Regions from separate parts of the Homo sapiens genome. Here all the other regions are linked to region 1. Evidence: chromatin contacts called from ENCODE Hi-C or POLR2A ChIA-PET data. All regions are on one chromosome and are shown on one strand. Each heading gives the region's core, a stretch centred on a gene start or an enhancer-like site at or near the end of the contact. The rest is flanking DNA. Distances are from core to core; before and after follow the strand shown.

The links. A loop is a pair of places that touch in the nucleus more often than their neighbours do. ChIA-PET counts read pairs that join two places held with the same protein, here RNA polymerase II (POLR2A). Pooled maps may share reads with other maps.
Region 2: a map of heart right ventricle shows a loop between it and region 1 (13-fold over the local background). The contact joins two enhancer-like sites. A Hi-C loop is called at or near these places in 135 of 168 maps with a recorded cell type or tissue (A673, B cell, CD14-positive monocyte and 78 more), 37 of 37 single-sample maps with no recorded cell type and 50 of 50 pooled maps. POLR2A ChIA-PET finds 5 or more read pairs at or near these places in 11 of 52 experiments (A549, AG04450, CD8-positive, alpha-beta T cell and 8 more).
Region 3: a loop to region 1 is called in a map of PC-3, with 5 times the contacts of the local background. The contact joins two enhancer-like sites. A Hi-C loop is called at or near these places in 1 of 168 maps with a recorded cell type or tissue (PC-3) and 4 of 50 pooled maps. POLR2A ChIA-PET finds 5 or more read pairs at or near these places in 3 of 52 experiments (Caco-2, OCI-LY7 and Panc1).

What each region holds. Positions count from the first base shown.
Region 1 is chr2:173,025,400-173,030,330 of GRCh38, reverse strand. It overlaps RAPGEF4 (Rap guanine nucleotide exchange factor 4), which reads right to left. Exons shown (of 31, transcript NM_007023.4): 24 at 3,634-3,759; 25 at 3,072-3,250; 26 at 77-167. Among named protein-coding and RNA genes, the nearest start is that of MAP3K20, 48 kb to the left of the region's middle. Within about 2 kb of position 2,715, at least 16 of the 41 ENCODE cell types and tissues checked have a DNase peak (open chromatin) inside an H3K27ac peak, as active enhancers do; they include Panc1, dorsolateral prefrontal cortex, gastrocnemius medialis and 7 more, where a contact is called at or near this core.
Region 2 is chr2:173,208,504-173,213,434 of GRCh38, reverse strand. It overlaps MAP3K20 (mitogen-activated protein kinase kinase kinase 20), which reads right to left. Exons shown (of 20, transcript NM_016653.3): 10 at 3,600-3,706. It overlaps MAP3K20-AS1 (MAP3K20 antisense RNA 1), which reads left to right. Exons shown (of 8, transcript NR_033882.1): 5 at 644-766; 6 at 3,490-3,788. Among named protein-coding and RNA genes, the nearest start is that of MAP3K20-AS1, 71 kb to the left of the region's middle. Within about 2 kb of position 2,779, at least 10 of the 41 ENCODE cell types and tissues checked have a DNase peak (open chromatin) inside an H3K27ac peak, as active enhancers do; they include Panc1, dorsolateral prefrontal cortex, gastrocnemius medialis and 7 more, where a contact is called at or near this core.
Region 3 is chr2:173,181,969-173,186,899 of GRCh38, reverse strand. It overlaps MAP3K20 (mitogen-activated protein kinase kinase kinase 20), which reads right to left. Exons shown (of 20, transcript NM_016653.3): 4 at 3,945-4,046. Among named protein-coding and RNA genes, the nearest start is that of MAP3K20-AS1, 98 kb to the left of the region's middle. Within about 2 kb of position 2,464, at least 10 of the 41 ENCODE cell types and tissues checked have a DNase peak (open chromatin) inside an H3K27ac peak, as active enhancers do; they include Panc1, where a contact is called at or near this core.

The sequences.
Region 1 (4,931 bases), core at 1,466-3,965:
ATTAAAAAGCTCACTGGTGAGCCTGTGTTTTTATTCCTAAGGCAAAAGTCACAGCTGGATCCTAGCTGAAGCTTACCTCCCACGTTAGTGCCAAGCGGCTCACAGCAACGTTACTTAGTCCCATGACGATGGCAAAAAAGGAATTCAGATTTTTATACTCCTTACAGCTGAAACACAGGAGATGCGTGTTTGAGTAAAATGTTACTTCTGTGTGAGATAAAAAAAATTAGAGTTCTATTTTCTGATAGTCATTAATATTTGTCAGGGCTCATTTATGAGAACAGGCAATGATAGATTTAATGTACTGTAAAAGTTCCACTTGGGTGACCATGTTCTGCTGTTTGATTTCTCACTGTGTTTTTAGAAAGTTGAAGACGTTAGCCATTGAGGTTTGGGATCTGAGAAGGAACTTAAAGACACCTACCTTAGGGGTTGTTATTATAATCCCAAACTTGCTAAAAGCCTTGTTGGACCGAGAGGGAAATATCTCATGGGGTAAGAAAAAAAGTGAAGTGCCCTTGGAGATTTCTAGACCTTTAGCCTGAAGGTGGATATCCTCCTCTGGCAGCTTGAGAGGGCACTAAGGGAGTCTCACAGCTGCAGCCACCATGGCTTCTACCTGCCATGCAAATGCTACTTGTTTGTTGAAAAATATCAACTTATAAGGTGTGATCTCTATAGGCTGGGCACTCAATCTCAAGGAATTTTAAAGCTGAGAAGTAACCTAAACAACTGACCAAGAAATAACCTTCTCTGTGTTTTACTGACATCAATGAAGCTGATCATTTTGAATCTGTACTTACGCCATTATTAGCTTTTATGAATATATGTTTGGGAATGAGACATGTGGAAAAAAACAGAAATTCTTATTAGAATGGTGATGTTTAACACAGGTACTTGGTTTAACCATTTTTTAGAAAGAGAAACCCCAAACTTCTTCATACCAGGTCCCTGAAAAGGGAAAGAATTCATTTTGCAATACGCATAAATCCTTCATCCTGAATCAATATGGTTATCGAAATTGACCATATCATAATGAAATCCTGTTTGGATTAACATTTTTGAAAAAGACTAAATTGTTGCATTTGCTACCCATTGCAAAGGTAGCAAAGAGTAATTCTTAAATTGTCTGTGTGGAGATGGAGAACATATTTCAGAGAAGCTAGTGTGTATGGTCCCACTGGTGAGAAAGCAAGTGAGGCCTTTGGTGTGCTGGGACAATGGGTCTGAGTTCAGGAGCTGAAGGTTATTTAGAAGACACCTGGGGCTAAAGGCAGGTATACAATCGCATCTATGTGTTTGCCTCTGTCCTTTATGTGATCTTGAAAGAACAAATGCAGGGCTGTAGACCTGCCTTTCTAGTCACTGCCTTGTTATCAGCTAACTTTATTACCCTATGTAAGTCATGAAATTTCTCTATGCCTCCACGAATGTAAACAGAGGAATAAGAACATCTGCTTCCACCAACTTCACACAGTTCTGGGCAGGCAAAGAGCTTAAAACAAATATGTTGAAGTTCTCTAAAAATATAAAGTAAAACAGATGCTACTGTCACGAGGTTTCAACCTCATTCTTGTAGATCTCGGATTTAAAAAGTCTACAGTCTTCTTCAGCTGGGCTGTGTAAATAGCTTCTCTACAGGACGGCAAATGTAGCACAGGGCTTAATAATGGTTAAATAACATAAACTAATTTATACTGAAGGCCAAGTCCACCTACTCATTCACCTAAACAGAAGGGAGAGGGATAAGAAAAGCAAAAATATATATATATAAAAAAAAGTCCTGGGTGTTCTGAAAGGCTCTCCCATGTTGCCTCTGTAAAATAACAGGATCAGGCCCCAAAAGATTTTCTGGCTTCCCACATTTGTGTGCAGATTGCCTCTCTCTTCTTGTTGCATTGGGCACTGCCAGGCTAAGGTGAAGAGAGAGAGTGTGCTTCTTCTAACGGGAAAGCACATCTTGTCATAGTTTCCATAATCAGCTCATTCCAAATATGTGAAGGCATTTGTCCCTTGCCATAAGGCTGTGCAGACTACCAGGGAAGTGGCTATACTCTGAACCAGAAATTCACAGGCACCATTTTACCAAGCCTTTCTTAAAATAGCCAGCTTTGCCATATTAACAGATAGCAGCTTTTGAATCCAAGGGATTTGGTATTCTATTGAACCCTCAAGTTGTTGGCAAATAATTCCAGGCATCTGGCAAACTGATATCTATAAAATGTCAAGCAGCCTTTACTTCTTTGTTTAGCCCAGGAAATCAAACTCCATGTTTGATTTTGGGTCAAGAAAATTGTCTAGCTGGGGTCACTTGTGCTCTCAGCCTTCCTGTGTGCTAGAGCTCCCTGCATTTAGAAAGGAAAGAAGTCTCACAGCCATAGGCCACATTTAGCATTTTATTTTTAGCACTGTGGTGATACCAAAAACATGGAAGTAAACAGGAGGTTGTCAGGCATATCTAAATAGCAGGAGAAGATTAAATTCATGTCAGGGAGAACTCTAACTGGCCCCTGTAGTAAAAAAATTGTTTCCCATGAAGTGCTGTTTAATAGAATATTTATAAGATAGATGCTTCTTTTTCTGATGTTTGTAGTGATGATTTTCATGTACCAGGTTAGCTCGCATGCATTTTACCGATTTAATTCTGTCTGGGCTGGATGTGCTGCTGTACATGCATGCTGCACTGCCCTCTACTGGTGAGAATGTGTCATGCTGGACATTGACTTCAAGATCTTTTCAACTGAACTTTCGAAGTATAAGGGAACTTGGTTTACGGAAGGAATTTTAAACTAAAGGAGGCAAAACCGTCTGAGTAGAAAGCAAAGAGCAAAGAGAGGTCACAACTTCGACTCCAGCATCAGTGCTGTAAAGAAGTTAATTTATCTATTGATGTTAAATGCTACAAAATATAGGAGAGATCCATTACAAGAGTTTGGTTATTCCTAAGACCCTGTGTTTGGCCCTCTAGCAGTTCCTAGATCCTGCTTTTCTTTTTAAGGTGTAGTCTAAGAAAACAAAATGAAAACACAGCTCAACATTTTTTTTTCTCTTTCCAAGCTAAATATACTTACTGGGCTGCTATCTTAATAAATTTTTTTAATAGCTGAACACGCTTGCTGAGCTGAGAACAAAGGCAGATCTCAGTGACGACCCAAAACTGAATTTCATTAAATCTCCTCAGGAACAAATCCAAGTTTGCTGTGGTCTTTTTAAAATTATGCCTTCCAAATGTGTGATAGATTAGCTCCAGCTAGAAAATAAAGGAAAACAATTTTGCTTATTTTTTTTTAAATCAAAACACCAGCAGGTTTCTCTATTTGTCAAGACAGTGTTTTACTGGTCAGCAAATGTGAAGTCAATCAGACTTGAAGGGCTTCCATGAGGTTTGTTAAATATATAAATATAAACTAGGTTTTACTGGCTTAATATACACAGGAAGACACGGCATACTGTAAAGATTTTTCTTTAATACTCAAAGGCTTTATAGCATGCTTTATTTATAAGCTCAGTATGCAAAAAAATGGTCATGTGGTTTCCATATTGTAGCACATATTAGCACTTACAAACTAAGCAATGCCAGCAGCCTTTATCCTTGCTATCTCAGCTACTAACACATCTGATCCTGCATCTTACCTCATGCACGCAGTTGAAGAGTTCCCAATCATAAATTGTCATCTGGTATGCTAAATCTTTGGAGCTCATCAGTTCAAAAGTTCCCACTGTTCCAACAGTTGGGCCTTCCTGTTCTGGTAAGGGAGTCTATGAATAATAATGCAAAAACATATCAGAAACTCAACACAGACAAGTATTTAGCACTAAAAGCTTTCAGGAGTTTCTGAGGGGAAAGGATTCTGGAGATGGACGCTTTCAGGAATATCTGGAAACTCTGAGGAGAGATGCCTCTGCTCGCAACGCTAGTTGCTTTAGTGTCGTCTGTAAGTCACCAATCATCATTACCATCAATTCCACTGACTGAAAAATGTGAACCGCGGCAAATAAGATTCAGTGAAGAGTGACCTGCAGAGGTTCTCTTCTCTCACACTCAGGCCTGGGAGGTCCCTGGAAACTCTTCTTTTCCCTGGTAAAAATGGAAGAAGTCCTGGGAGACCTTTTTTCTCCTATTTCTCACTGAAGCTGCTGTAAAGCAGGTAACGGCATGGCAGTTTGGGACGTTCATCCACAGTGCTACTTCCTGCTGCCGGTGGCCATGGTAACACTGCTGCCTCTCCATCTCTTGGGACACACTGCCTGGGGTCATGAGGGAATGGAAAGCTCTGTGAACTGAGGTTACACATGATGTCTGATCCCTCTACTCTTGGGCAGATGTTGAGCTGAGGATGTTATTCGCATGGTTATGGTGTTTTGGGCTAGACATTAGAAAGCCAACGTCTGCTACTTTCTGGAAGACCCCTCACTAAAAGTTTCCATCTGACTTGCTTATCTCAGTTTTATTTTATGAGAAATGATCTAAAGTGTTTTTACTTAGTGAGATGAATGATATGCATATATAGGAAGCACACGTATAATGCAATAGATTTATATATAAATAGGCAACACACACATTACAAAGTTCCAAAAGTCACAAAAGTGGCTGGCACAGTGGCTCACGCCTGTAATCCCAGCACTCTGGGAGGCCAAGGCGGGTGGATCACCTGAGGTCAGTAGTTCAAGACAAGCCTGGCCAACATGGCGAAACCCTGTCTCTACTGAAAATACAAAAATTAGCTGGGCGTAGTGGCATGTACCTGTAGTGCCAGCTACTCGGGAGGCTGAGGCAGGAGAATCGCTTAAACCCAGGAGGCAGAGGTTGCAGTGAGCCGAGATCGTGCCACTGCACCCCAGCCTGGGCGACAGAATGAGACTCCATCTCCAAAAAAATAAAATAAAATAAAAAATAAAAACAAAATGATGCTAACTATATTTAGATACTA
Region 2 (4,931 bases), core at 1,530-4,029, 180 kb before region 1:
AAACAGCTCTACTGCTTCTCAAACTGTGGTTTACTGGTTCAGGTCAAGATATATATTCTCTCTCCAGCTCTCAGAACAGGATTAACAGTTCCTGAAAGATGAGGAGGCCCCTTAGGCAACTGTACGCCTTTTACTAAAATACTTCACTGTCTTGTATCTCCTTTTCCCCCCCGTTCTCAATCATCAATTTTATTTCCCTCACTTTCATCTTCAAGCATTTTAAAAATTGAATTTATCATCCAACTAGTCCATGTTTAATGTGGAAGAAGTAGGGAATAAAGATATACAAATAAAAAACACTCTCTATAATCCCATTACCCAGTGATAACACTGACTTTTTGATACTTTTCTCTGTGTACATATACACAATAATATATATTTATTTTATAAAAAATAGAAACATTCTAAACAAACTAGACTGTAGGGTCTACTTTGAAATCATTTATCAGATCTGTGATTTTAGGAATGATCATATTCTGTATATGGAGATACCATCATTTTAAATTTATTTTAATTCTCTGTTTATTGCACTTTATACCATTTCTGGTTTACCCTTTTCAGTGATGTTTTGCTGAATAAGTGTCCCTACATTTTTGCACAGCCTTCTCATTTCTTTTCTTTTTTTTTTTTTTTTTTTGAATAGGATCTCACTCTGTAGCCCAGGCTGGAGTGTCGTGGCCAGATCTCGGCTCAATGCAGCTTTGACCTCCCCAGCTCAAGTGATCCTCCCACCTCAGCCTCCCGAGTTGAGTAACTGGGACCACAGGTTAGAGTCACAATGCCCAGCTAATTTTTAAATTGTGAGTAGAGATGAGGTCTACGTTGCTCAGGCTAGTCTTGAACTTCTGGGCTCAAGCAGTCTTTCACTTCGGCCTCCCAAAGTGTTGGGATTACAGGTGTGAGCTACCACGCCTGGCCTTGTTGACATACTTTAAAAGACTCCCTATCTTGGTATTAAAATCTTACTAATCCCTTCGGTAATAGATCAAATAGCATTTTCTCCAAAATCCTTTTACTATGTCCTTGGACTAGATCAGATTTCATGGCCATATGCTCTCAGACATCTAGTATATTTCTCTGTCATAATACTTGTCAAAATAGAAATGCGATAGTTTTGAATATATTTAATAGTTTAACATTGGACACTCGGGCTGGAGAGCTCCACATGCCCTGGGACTCTTGTGCTCATCGCTACAGCCCAGTACCCGAATGGCAACAGTCGTTCTCACACCAGCAGAAGTTCAATGAATGGATAATGAATGAATGAACATAAGAAGTACTTTTGTCATGGCAAACATACATATTTATATTCTCTTGTATAATATCACAATCTCTTTTTATATTATTACCACCATGGTAATTTTCTCTCTTGCTTCCCCAAATATTTACGGAGCAAATGCTGTGTTCAAGGCACATTTTGATGCTGTGAGTGATGAACAAACGTGATTGTCTGCCTCTCTTATATTTCAGCCCGTGAGACACACATTAAACAACTAACTGCCGAATTACTTCTTTTTTTTTGAGACGGAGTCTTGCTGTGTCGCCCAGGCTGGAGTGCAGTGGCGCGATCTCAGCTCACTGCAACCTCTGCCTCCCGGGTTCACGCCATTCTCCTGCCTCAGCCTCCCAAGTAGCTGGGACTACAGGCACCCGCCACCATGCCTGGCTAATTTTTTGTATTTTTAGTAGAGATGGGGTTTCACCGTGTTAGCCAGTATGGTCTCGATCTCCTGACGTTGATCCACCTGACTTGGCCTCCCAAAGTGCTGGGATTACAGGCGTGAGCCACTGTGCCTGGCCCGAATTACTTCTTAATTCCAATAGCAGCAAAGCCTATGAAGGAGATGCTCTCAGAGCACATAAAGTGGAACCTGATCTGGCCTGGGGTCAGGAAGTGTTTCCCTGCAGACGTGTTATTCAACTGCCATGTGAATGATGAACAGGAGTTAAGGTGGGGTGTGACGGCAGGCGTGGTACACAGCTGAAATGGGATAAGCTTCAAAGAGAGGAAACTGCTTGTAAAGATCCTGAAAAGGGGAGAAATACGCATCTGTTGAGGGACTGAAAGCCAGAAATTAAGGGGAGAATGATCTTCTTAAGCTGACACTGGTGAGGCCACAGTAATGAGGGTCTGGTGAGTCTTCTTAAGTATTCTGGTCCTTTTCATTTCTTGAGAATGATTCTTGCTCTGTCACCAGGCTGGGCTTGAACTCCTGGGCTCAAGTAATCCACCAGCCTTGGCCTCCTGAAGTGCTGGGATTACAGGCATGAGCCACTGTGCCAAGTATTCTGGTCTTTGTCTTAAGAGTAATGGGAACTCATATATGGATTTTAAAGGAGAATGATCTGATGACATGTATACTGATCTCTTACTGCAAAAAACAAATATTACTTAAATGTTCTGTTTTGTTAATTATCTCAGCCCAGAAAAAAGTCCCTTATACCTAGACTTGAGCTCACTGTATAATTTTTGTATCCCTAAATAAAAATTCATTTACCTCACTAGCCCTAGATAAGATATTTCAAAGGAATAAAAATAAATAAGGTTATTGTAAAACAACAAACAGAAAGCCCAAAGAAGTATCTAGTAACAGGAGTAAACAACGCAGTAATTTTCAAAGTGCATGCAGTATTCATTTGGCATCAGCAGATGGCGTAAGGCGTCATGTTACTGCCCACGGCTATCGGGAGCAGAGATGAAGTTACCTAAATCTCCGCTGAGTCAGGGGGGGAATAATGTCAGCTTCCAAACATGCTATTTATAGTCATGCATCATGTGACCTGGCTCAAATGTTTCATCCTGGGTTTACTCTTCCACTCATGCAATACAATTTTCTCATTACTAAATTTATTTAACAAGCTTTAATAGGATTTATGATATCAAGTTTTCTTTTAAGAGTATTTTTGATGTCTCCCTATCCCCCTTCACTAGCAGACACAGTGCTCAGCGAATTTCAAGGTAAACAGTATTCTTGTTTCTTACACAACAGAGGACAAAGCTTCCTAACAAAGTAAACACAGAGAAATGTCTGGTAACCATCTTTTGTCTCAGAAGACAGGATTTCAATTTTTTTTTTTTTGAGATGGAGTTTTTCACTCTTGTTGCTCAGGCTGGAGTGCAATGGCATGATCTCGGCTCACTGCAACCTCTGCCTCCAGGTTCAAGTGATTCTCCTGCCTCAGCCTCCTGAGTAGCTGGGATTACAGGCATGTGCCACCACACCTGGCTAATTTTTTGTATTTTTAGTAGAGACAGGGTTTCTCCATGTTGGTCAAGGTGGTCTCAAACTCCTGACCTCAGGTGATCTGCCTGCCTTGGCCTCCCAAAGAGCTGGGATTACAGGCGTGAGCCACCGCGACCGGCCTCAATATTCTTTTCAAATACTTACACAAGGCAACAAGCTTGGAGAAACACTATTTCTTGCTTATGAAATGCAGGACTTATAAGAGTTCCAAAATCATAAAAAAAACCTTTTCTTTTTCCCTAAGCTATGGTCAGAAATCAGGACTGTCATTCAGATCTCTGGTTCACTTCTTCATTGAGACGAGTGATGGTCTTTGAAAGCCAGACGCTGTGGCCTGCTGTCGGGGCTACCCACCTCCACTCCGCCTTGTTGTGTAGGAATGAGTTACACTTGTCAGGAAGGCTCGTGTCATTTGACATGGACTCCAGGATTGAAATGATTTGCTTGAATGATGGCCGTTTCTGAAGAAGAGAAAATAAGTAATCATTCGCTGGGACTTAAGAAAGGAGATATTTAAGAGAAAACGTAGATACTACAAGCATAGTAATAAACTCAACCCACCATAACAAAATAAAACATGATACAATGTCCTGATGTAGTTATTTTACAATCATCAGATCACTCAGGTTTAGGGAGCTCTATTCTTTATTTTCGGTGAACTATTCACAAGGAGAGATTCAGATGCTGTTTTCTATCGTGTGGCCTAAGGTTGGGATAATTCATGTTTTTTGTCCAGGAAGGGAGAAAACTAATTCTCTCTTTTAAGAACTCCTAAAAGGAAACAGTGAAGTCCTTTAAAAATCTCCGTGATAAAGCCAGTAAAAAGTTAACAGTAGACTGTGTGTGGTGGGATGTTAGTGTTCACTGTAAAATTCTTTCCACTTTTATGTTTGAACATTTTTATGATAAAGCGTTGGGGGGAAATCTACCTATCAATCTATTGGAACTAATAAAATTTTCCAAATTGGTTTGTCAGAAAAAAAAATTCAGGTACTATGCTGATTATCTGGGTGAGGAAATAATCTGTACTCCAAACCTCCATGACACACAATCTACCTATATAACAAACGTGGCCATGTGCCCCTGAACCTAAAAGTAAAGTAAAAACAAGAAAAAACCCCAATTTTAAAGCCATCATAACTTCACTGTTCTCAATATTTATTTTCTGTTATAATTAGCTTTAGTGCTAAGACACTGTAAGGTACTGTTCACTAGAAATGAGCAGTGGTTAAGTGTGTTTCTTGAGCTGGCAGTAACTATTCTAGTCTATCTCTTTAGACTCTAGCCAAGGTTGAGACAAAAGGTTAAAACAAAAAGAGAAAGATAATAAAAAGGATGATGCACATTCTCTCTTCATCATGCCTCGTAATTACGCCATTACTGAACAAATTATAGTTGCAGCAATTAAAACATGCATTTTAATTTAAGAGCACAAAAACAAGAAGAAACAATGTTGAGGTGGCTTGCTCTCAGGATTTAAGTGCTTCCTACATTACTAAGAAAAGCAATTTTTCCATTTCTCAGAAATATAAAAACCTAGGATATATAATGAGTTCTGCCATTATTATTCTCTTTCAAGGGCACTTGTGTGCATGTGTGTGCCTGTGTCTTTCCTTGAAGAGGGCACACATAGATAAATGTTACTGATATATATTAAGCCTTCTAATAAGCAAAGAGGAAAATGCC
Region 3 (4,931 bases), core at 1,215-3,714, 160 kb before region 1:
CAACATACTCCAAAATTCTTTCCATCATATTTATAGAGCTTTATTATTTTGAATATAAAATTATACTTTAAAGACACATTTTATGGTTACCACCTTAGTAGTTTTTGACTCTTTCTGTATTTACGTATTGTCTACCCCTTTAGAATAAAAAAAGGATGATTTTCTACTAAAATATATCCTCTTTATTTCTCAAGTTGTTTTTTCTAACTAATGGCAGAAATAGCCTCCCCCTCACCTCCAAATCAAATAGGCTTCTTTTTAAAATGAACAATGCATTGAAAATAATTTAATAAGAGGCTTAGGCTTTTTAAAGCATATAGAGAGGTTAATTTTTAAATCTTTATTCTTCTATTTTAATTATGATATATTGAAGAATCATGAAAGGACAAAGAAAATTTAAACTCTTGCCTTTTAATGATATCACTGAATGATATCACTGAAGAGTCAAGTTAACACAAGTATTAGTAATTATGTGATCTTAAATAAGATGTAACTGGGATAAAGGAAATTTCTCTTCTGATAAGAAGTTCTACATCCCTCAAACTGCAAAAATTCAATAGTTACAACTTGGGTAGCATTTAATAATCTATATGACTGGATTTCATAGTTACCTCTCTCTTGCTTTAGAATCAAATTCCTGAATAATTTTTCAGGTAGAATCTGTATAATTACTATTACTGGTAGAGATAGTTTCTACACTTGCTGACAAGTAAGGATTTCAAAAAACAAGACTCAAATACAAAAGCTTTAAATATAGGCACTTTCCTTCCTCATGGAAGATTATAAGAAAAAAGTACCATAAAGTATTAGTGTACGATGCATAGTATACATTTAAATAATATTTCATATAAACAATAGTCATCACACACACATAAAATTCTATTTAATGTTTTTGTAGATCCATCTATAATTCTGCCTTATATTTATTGCAAACAATTAAGAAGGCTGAAAAATACTTTCATCAGGTGTACATTCAGGGTTTCCTTAAAAAAAGAATTGGCAGGTGTAACTGAGGAGACTTTTGGGGAGAACTGGAATGAGTGGTGACCATTTTGAAACTGGATTGGAGTTTATCTGCTTTAATTGTTCCTTTTAAGCATTGCTGATTAGCTTGCAGCAATTTCAGATATACTTGCTGGTCCACCCTCCATTATCCTCACATCTAGAAAGAAGAGAATCTTTTTTGTGAGAAGATATTGTCTCAACAGCAATGATGCTGAGCAATGCCTATTTTAAAATGCATGAATCAACCTTTGCTTAAAATATTCATTCTCTGATTTCTCAACATATCATTGCTCCAGTGGATTCAATCATAGGTTAAACTGAAAGGTACATAGCTGAATTTGAAACAGAATCAACAAAAATCAAGGCTTCCTACTTAATCTCTTAAATTCTTAAGTTCTACACCCAGCTTATCAGAGAAAGCTGAAGTCATTCCTAAAGCCTTGATTTTTTTTTTTTAATGGGCCATCTTAAAGGATTTTTAAATGTTAAGTATTACTTGCGTCCATAAACATACAAGCCTCTTCTCTGCCTCACTCTTCTCACCTGAGGTCAAACACATTAGCCAGACAGGCAAAAGGGATTTTATTAATCTGCAGTTTTGGACACCATCAGTGGGTCCAATCCCATTCTCTCCTTCCCTTTTTTTATTTTTTTGAGACAGAGTCTCACTCGGTCGCCCAGGCTGGAGTGCAATGGCCCAATCTTGGCTCACCGCAACCTCCGCCTCCCAGGTTCAAGTGATTCTCCTGCCTTAGCCTCCTGAGTAGCTGGGATTACAGGCATGCGCCACCACGCCTGGCTAAATTTGTATTTTTAGTAGAAACAGGGTTTCTCCATGTTGGTCAGGCTGGTTTTGAACTCCTGGCCTCAGGTGATCCACCTTCCTCGGCTTCCCAAAGTGCTAGGATTATAGGCGTGAGCCACCGTGCCTGGCCTCTCCTTCCTTATTTTTAACTCTGGTACCAGTTTGCTACCTAATTTTTTTTTTTTTTCTAGACTGAGTCTCACTCTGGCTGGAGTGCAGTGGCTTGATGTTGGCTCACTGCAAACCTCTGGGGTTTGAGCGATTCTCTTGCCTCAGCCTCCCAAGGAGCTGGGACTATAGGCGAGTAGTGCACCACCACGCCCAGCTAATTTTTTGTATTTTTAGTAGAGACAGGGTTTCGCCTTGTTGGCCAGGCTGATCTCAAATTCCTGGCCTCAAGTGATCCACCCGCCTGGGACTCCCAAAGTGCTGGGATTATAGGCATGAGCCACTGCACCAGGCCCAGTTTGCTACCTAATTCGATTCCTTCTCTTCCTTGCCCTTCTGATGCAGAGCACTAGCACTCTTGAGAAAACACCAAGAATGACTCAGCTGATGTGGAGCCAAGAGACTTATCCCTCAGTCGGGATGATGTGGCATGTGGTTAAGGGGGTGCAGGGAGAAGAGTTTCCCAGGCTGGGAATCAGGGATGCTTAAGTAGAGCACAGCAGGAAGCAGAGTGACTGATGTTAGCTGTTTTGTTTGCTGTCTATCTATTCTAAGTGCCAATAAAGTAATAACATGGGTGTAACTGGCTGAGCACCCTAAATGCAAACGTGTGTAAGGTGATGTGCTGTAAGTTAAGTACTACCTATATATGCATTTACATTATTTAAGGGTATTTCCACAATGCTCAGGCAGCCTCCAATAAAGGCACATCACCTTGCTTACAGAGAGCTGGTCCTTGTGTTCTACTGACATACAGAGAAGTCACTATGATATTACATGAAAATATCTTTAAGAATATGAAAGTTTAAGCATGATTTGAGATGCCCGATGCATCAATACACAATTAAGCAAATTAACATAAAGTCTCAGGTACACCACCCTAAACACAGAGCTTATTATTTTTATAATGTAATGAGGCATCATTCAGCAGCAGCATCTAGCATGAAACTCAAAAAAAATTTTTTTTCACTTTCCCTATTTGAAGAATTTGGTAGGTGTTGATGAAACTTAAAATAGACAATTCCCCAAAGGAAAGACTGCTACTTTTGGAAGTCACACAGTGAAATCAACGTATGAGTTGCTCCCCTTACTGAGTGCTAAATCACATTATATTTGCTTTGTAAAGAGATGCTTGTAGAGAATGGAGTAGTAAAATGTAGAGGAGTTAATTGCCCCAGGAAAATTCAGACACACTTTGTAGGGGTTGCTAGAATACAAATATAACTATCGGTGTTCATTATTTAGATGAAGTTGTTTCCAAAGCAACTCTGACAGTTATAAATAAAGCCCAGAAATGTTCAGTTAGGAAAATGGAAAAAAAAAAGATAAAAATAAATGAAGTTTGAATTGCTTTAGAAAGCATTCATCTATGCAAGAATGTATGAGAAAAAAGACTGGGCACTTTGTTTAGGGGTTTGGTGTATTAAAAATATTTAATTCCAACAGCGATGCCTAAGTAAGTTTACATTAAATGTAAAATAAAATCTGAATTGCTTTTACATGGCAGGACAAATAAAAATTTTTTTTGCAAGTGGTTTCTATTTTTAGCATATTATGTATACAAAATGAGTAGAACTAATCCTACAATAAATCATGTTTTCTGGATACTGAGTCTAAGTAGAGACTTTCAGAACAACAGAACTATGATTTTTCCATTTAATGTGTCAAGCAAGCTAGTCAATTATAATATCACAAAACATGACAAACATGTCTGCCCTGAAGCTACAACTAGATTTCGTGGATAGAAATAAAGTAGAGTCTTAAGAGGAAGATAAAAGGAATTCAGGAGTGGAAAGGCAATGACCTAAAATATTATCTGTACCATCAGCTGTGGAATTCTTACTACTTTTGGTCTGGAAAAAGAACATCTAAAGACAGAATAAAACATTTTCTGATGTTAAGTCCCCATTTCAGGAGGGGAAAATGCACCCCACTAATTCTATAAGAATATACCAAATATTATTACCTTTGGCTACATCAGTGGCCCAGGTCATAATGTGATCCATATCCATCTCCTCACTTCTGTTACTGTTAATGTAATCATAGAGTGATCCCAGAGAAGCATATTCTATTTTAAAAGGAAAGATAAGCATATAATTAAAATCAAGATACATTTCAGAAATAAGACTTTATATTTTCATTGAGAAAATACATTAAAGAATTTAACAAAAGACATCAAAAATATATAAAAAATTGTTCCATGGTGTGGTTTCTAAAAGTTAATGTCATCCAGAAAAATATCTGTCAAACAAAAGACAGTAACTTACAATGAATAGTAAACTTCAGTTGAGAATCAAAAGCCATTTAGCTGGAACTGAGAAACCCAAAGAGGTGTTGGAAGAATAAATTTGAAACAAAGGTATGTATATAAATAGGTATTTCTTTAAAAGTTGTTATTCTTATGAGATAGATATTAAATGCATAAATCAGACAGCTTAATGACAGTGTAAACAAATCAATTGTTGTCACATAAGGACTTAGAAGAGCTCTCAAAATTTAAGCACAGAAGGTCAAAAAAGTGAGAAAAATCCTTTAAAAATGAAGTATAAATTACATACCACAAACTCACCTGCAATAAGTATATTATTGGATGATTTTTAGTAAGTTCATAAAGTTGGGCAACCACCACCACAATCCAGTCTTAGAACCTTTCCATCACTACAAATAGTTCTCTTGTGCCAGTTTGCAGTTAATCATCACTCTCACACCAGCCCTACAATCTGCTTTTTCTCTCTACCAGTGTGCCTTTTCTGGATAGTTCATATAAACAGAATCATACAAATTGTTCCTTGTGTCTGACATCATTCCCTTAGCATAATGTCTTTATTTCTTTGTTTCTTTCTGGAGTCAGGGTCTCGTTCTTTTGCCCAGGTTGGAGTGCAGTGGTGTGATCACAGCTTACTGCAGCCTTGATCTCGGCTCACTGTGGCCTCCACCTCCCAGGCTCAAGCAA